Regions from separate parts of the Mus musculus genome. Here region 1 is linked to region 2. Evidence: chromatin contacts called from ENCODE Hi-C or POLR2A ChIA-PET data. All regions are on one chromosome and are shown on one strand. Each heading gives the region's core, a stretch centred on a gene start or an enhancer-like site at or near the end of the contact. The rest is flanking DNA. Distances are from core to core; before and after follow the strand shown.

Region 1 (2,700 bases), core at 81-2,580, 36 kb after region 2:
GCTCTTTCAATGTCTATATGTGAAAACCAGGTTAATTTTCTCCCATTCCCTTATTTGTCATGGTATTGAAGACTGAATTTATATATTAAATAGTAGTAAAACATTTTATAGACTATATGTAAATAGACTGAGGTAAGTTATTGTTTATTCTATATTGACCTAATTAATTTGTTTTTAAGGTGCAAACTTTCCTTTTCTCTTCTCTTCTTCTTTTTTTGTTTTTTTATTCTGTTCTTTTCTTTTTTATTTTTTCTTTTGTTTTTTTTTCTTTTCTTTTTTGTCCCTCTTCTCTTCTTCCTCCTTTTCCTTCTCTGTCTCTCTGTCTGTGTCTCTGTCTCTGTCTCTCTCTGTGTCTGTCTCTCTCTGTGTCTGTCTCTGTCTCTCTCTGTGTCTGTGTCTCTCCCTCTCCCTCCCCCTCCTCTCTCTCTGCTCATCTATCCCAAGCTGACTCAAGTTTCTTACTAGCAAGAGATGTCCATTTTCTGAATCTTTTGTAGCTGTGAACCTCTAGGGGGCGCTCTTTCTCACAAAATATTAGAGTGTAATCTCTGAGTCTGGAATGGGTTTACTCTAGGGGTGTGGCCTCAAGGGAGAACATCTGCCTATAAGAAGTTTGGTTAGACCTAAAGTATAGAAACCATCTAGGTATTTGAAGAATGTCCCCGTGAGCTTAAACTAGTCGTTCCTAGAGCTGCCAAAGCAAGAACCTGGAGGTTCTCTTCGGTGGTCCCTCATCCTGCTGAGCCAAAAGTGATGCCCGTGAGAGGGTTGGTATGGAATTAAAAAGCCTGCTGGGTACTCCTTTCTCCTGGGCAAAAGTTAGAACTTCAATACCTACTACAGTCAGTTCATTTGAAGAGCTAGGCATCAGACTATTTGCCTCGGAGAACCACAGAGCGGTAATAACGGCGGAAGGACTCTGTTGGAATGGAGAGGGGACTTTTAGTTACACGGAATGTTTCCTCTTCAGTGGTCCAGACTGTCCGGATGACTCTCTTGTCCTCTTAGGCGAGACCACAATTCCCTGGAGTGATAAGCCTCCCGGTTAGCTCAGAGTCGGCCTTCATCTCTTCCTCGACCTTTAGCATCTATTGACTAGAAGCCATTTGTTATTCTGTATTAGGAAAACGCAGTGACACAGAGGATCAGAGATCAAGTATATTTCTAATTCTGCGGGTCTGGATAGGTAGCCACGTTCCAAGTTGGGATATGGGTGCCAACTGCTGTTCCCATGCACATTAGTAGCCTACCCTTTGCTGGGGCAGAAACTTATAACGCGGCTCGGACAGCCCCCAAGGCCAGAAAAAGCCTTAGTTTAGCTCCGCCCCGCTCGGCCTGGGTGGCAGCGATGGCCCAGGTCCTCCGGCTCTCGGCCCTGTGTGCAGCTGGCACGCGCGTGTCTCCGCGAGTCTGCGCGTGTCTGTCCGTGCGTGAGAGTGAGATGAAGCGGAGTCCTACGCCTGGGTGTTTCCTTCCAAGTGATTTTGATCAGCAATCCATTAGGGGATCATGAAAAAAAAAAAATCTGGCTAAAAGGATGAAAACTGAGTAAGTACACAGAACTTTGAACTTGAAACGGAATGAGACCAAACGCAAGCAAAGCCCTGACAGTAACCACATACAGCCAAACTGCTATCCCCCTTTTTTATGTTAAAAGCCGTGAATGCTAGCAGCAAAGTGGCAATTTAAAACTGAACGAAAGGAAGCAGCAGTTCTACAACATAAAAGGCTGGGAGCGGGATGGCTTTAAAACCGGAGGGAAAATGAGAAACTGCTAGGACAACCTGGCCGGCGCCCAGCTGTGCAACAGGCACTTCGCGTTAAATCGACTGCGTCTTCGGCTGGTTTCTGCCTCCAGACCCGCTTTACGGTGCTTTCTTTTTGCCCCAAAAGAGGAGACAAGCTGAACTCCTGACTTTAAGAATGTTGTGGAAGTAAGGCATTACCGGAAGGAACTCTTGGTAGCTGGGGATGCATTCGGATGATTTCTTATAACTATCTTTATTTTGACATCTTAAAAAAAAATCTGGCCAGTCACTTCTTACTGTCCTTCATTTAAGGGCTATTAACCACCTCTGACCGCTGGGTCCTATGAATCTTTGGCATGAACCTTCGGAAAGTTTTCAAGCGGAGATGGGGCGAACTTGATTGGAATTGTGTAAAAAGAAGACAGATGTGTGTTTTTTTCACACTGACAACGTGGCCAGGGGCCAAGTGATCCTGGACTGGTCATGGTCTGTCGACCCGGGTTCCTTTGTCGCCGGCGATTTTGCCCCCGACCTTTCCTGGTGGGTTTGGTGGTGGCGATCTGTCTCTTTTACCAGACCCTGACACTCCGAGGGACTAAGAAGATTGCAGCGGACGTCTCTGGCACTGTCCCACACACACCCTCTCAAACTCAGGCTAGCAGATGTGAAGAAGGATACCGGCAGGACAAACAATGCTTCCTTCTCTCTGCGAGTACCCAGGAAACCAGGAAGGTAAGTCTGAGTTGAGTTTATCCTGGGCGTCTGTGGTCGGCCTCTCTCTCCTTTCTGCAAAACTAAAATTAACTTCCATGTGGTCCGAATGGGAGCCAGAGTGAAAACAGTGCGGAGTGACCCGGTGACTGGGAGAGGTATTACATAAGCTGCCAAACTTCCTAAACCTACTTAAAGAGTTCTGCCCTTTATCCTTTAGAGGCTACCTTCATTGCAGTGA
Region 2 (2,751 bases), core at 136-2,635:
GCAGTGAAATTTCTCTATATTTATAACCCTGGAAAAGTGAATTCAGAGTTAAAAACCCCAACACAGATGAAATTAGGCACTGTAAACAAACGTGGCTGCTTTTGAACAAAGAGCACAAACAGATAAATAGTTTTAGTACAAAATTTAAATTAAACAGGTGTAGACTAAATATATTTAACATTCAAGTAATAAGAAAATGGCTTTAAAAGAAGACAAAAGAGAATACAAGTATGTCATTGTAAATAAAATTGTAACATAAAAATATTGAGTAGTGAATAAAATGTGTCATACTGATTTATTTTCTTTTGTATGAGAAAGGGTCTTCCATAATCTGGGTTGGCTTCTAATTGCCTATGTTGCCAAAGCTCACACTCCTAATCCTCCTGTCTCAATTCTCCCACTTAGGGGATTACAGGTGTGTGGTGTTATAATCCACCAGATAGTCTAAGAAGGGATCATTTTCCCCAAAACACAGAAGCATTTAGTGTACGAATTTTTATGAAAGGCATTTTTAAGATAGAAACGGGGCGGTGATACACTTGTTATACCACCAGTGAACATTTGCTAGGGTTATTAAAAAAGCCTGCCCAGAACTATAAACATTAACCCAGCTACTTACCCAACATAAATTTAAATCATTGTTAGTATATGCCAGCAATGCATTAAATCACTATAATTTATGGTTGGTTGTTATTTATTCATCTATTTATTTACTTTATTGCGGATGCATTTGAACAGTTGTTTTACAATGAACACAAGATACACCGCAAAACATAACTGGCTACTGAATACTATTTTGGGTGTCTTTTAATTTGGGAAATGCACATTCGCTCCAGTCTCACTATAAATTATCTTAACGTTGCAGGGACACCAATCACTTGTCCCATTTATTTATCAGGAGTGAATAATGAAGATAAATTCCAGCAGCGAGTTCTGTTCTAAACAACCTGAATTTTCCGAACTTAGCCGATTATTCTAGCGTTTGGAATCTTTGCTATTTGCCTAGCACAGCCAGAAATCCATGACTCACAAACGGCGGGCTTAGAATCACCGCCCAGAACAGGTGAAAAGTTGTTCCTAGTTGTGTCAGGCAGGCGCATACAACTCCCGTCATCCCCCATGTAAGAAATCAACAAATAAACAGAGGCACCGCATTTCGGATTCTGGCGTGCCCGTTTCGCGCAGGCGTGTGGTTTCTGTAGTTGCCACTCCAAGAGACACCCTCACTAATGGCCACGCTCGGGGAAAAAGAAGACTACATTTCCCAGAATACCGCGGAGATCCGCACCGGCCGGTTGACGTCATCGCTGCAGACAGCCAATAGCAACGGCGGGCGGCAGTGAGGCAAGCGCCGTCAGGCGCCAAAGTGGAGCCTTTTTTTTTTTCCTTTGCTTTTTTTTTTTTTTTTTTCCTTTGCCGGAGTCGAGCGGGTGCTGCTAGCGGAGGCGCCATATTGGAAGGGACAAAACTCCGGCGACAGCGAGTGACACAAATAAACCCCTGGACCCGTTCGTCCCCGCAACAGTCAGGGCCGCGATGTTGTACCTAGAGGACTATTTGGAAAGTGAGTGCGCGGCGCCGGCGACGCGGCGGGCGGGATCGGCGGCGGGCGGGAGCGCGAGTGGCCGGGCGGGCGGGATGGCGGGAGGGAGGGGGAGCGGGGGATGTTTCTTTCTCACGGTAACTGGCAGCCTCGTTGTGAGCCGCCCCCCCTCCCGTACGCACGCACGCACGCACGCACACACGCGTGACGCCAGCGCGTCCCTTCGCCGTTGGCCCCGCCCTCTGACGGACTGTGCCTTTGACAGTGATTGAGCAGCTTCCGATGGACCTACGGGACCGCTTCACGGAGATGCGCGAGATGGATCTGCAGGTGCAGAGTAAGTGGCGCGTCTCCACGGCCCCGCGCAGCCCCGGCCTCCCTCGGGCATCGCCTGGCGGGTCCTCCGCGCTACTTTTTTCAGGCTGTGACAAGGAGGCGGCGGGCACACCGTACCGTTAACACGCGGGGCACAGCAAACACAGTTGTTTGTGTACTGCATGGAGATGACGACACTGCACCGCAGTGGAAACTCGCGTGATTTTCAGAAGGTTTGCACCCGAGCCTGGATGTGGAAACTTGGAGTTCTGCATTCAGACTTAAAAGTTCATTACATTCCGAATTTCTCCAGAGCAAAGACATAGAAGGGCAGGCTAGGGACCCTAGTGAACTCGGAAGGCCGAACTTTGACAAGTTGCATATTAATGGAAGACACTTAGAGCTGTGAACAGCGTGGACACTTTCTCAGCCAGAAATGAGTGAGAGAGATCAGATTTTAAGGAAATCACCCGCTTGCTCTTTAGAAAACTGTAGACGTTTGATAGGCTTCCCTACTGGTTTCTTGTTTTGTAAACACAACCACGTCATTCAGGCTGGTCTCACACTCAATATGTATAATAATCCTAGGCTTGCTCTAATCTCCTCATCTTCCTGCTTCTGTCTGCCTAGTGCTTGGCTTTTCAGGCATTGCTAGCATTGATTTTTTTTTCTGTCAGTGCTTGGCAGCTTTATATGTGACTTATTTCCAAAATGAACCTTGTTCTTTTGAAAAAGCCAGACTGGAAGAGGCTCAAAGGTAACTTGAGTTTGCTAAGGGCTTGTTCTCTTCATTCATGAGCCTCTGCCGCCCCTGCCCCTCATTTCTGTACCTTTTGTCCCTGACTGTACTTTTCTCATCTCAGTCTCTGGGTCATCTCTTGGGGTGCATTGCC

The links. A loop is a pair of places that touch in the nucleus more often than their neighbours do. ChIA-PET counts read pairs that join two places held with the same protein, here RNA polymerase II (POLR2A).
Region 1: a loop to region 2 is called in a map of T-helper 1 cell, with 2.7 times the contacts of the local background. The contact joins the promoter of Cped1 here to the promoter of Ing3 in region 2. A Hi-C loop is called at or near these places in 3 of 37 maps with a recorded cell type or tissue (T-helper 1 cell, T-helper 17 cell and left cerebral cortex). POLR2A ChIA-PET finds 5 or more read pairs at or near these places in 1 of 5 experiments (embryonic stem cell).

Annotation. Positions count from the first base shown.
Region 1 is chr6:21,984,580-21,987,279 of GRCm38, forward strand. Cped1 (cadherin-like and PC-esterase domain containing 1) reads left to right here and starts at 1,331. Exons shown (of 22, transcript NM_001081351.1): 1 at 1,331-2,480. The coding sequence starts at 2,232.
Region 2 is chr6:21,948,230-21,950,980 of GRCm38, forward strand. Ing3 (inhibitor of growth family, member 3) reads left to right here and starts at 1,386. Exons shown (of 12, transcript NM_023626.4): 1 at 1,386-1,564; 2 at 1,809-1,880. The coding sequence starts at 1,537.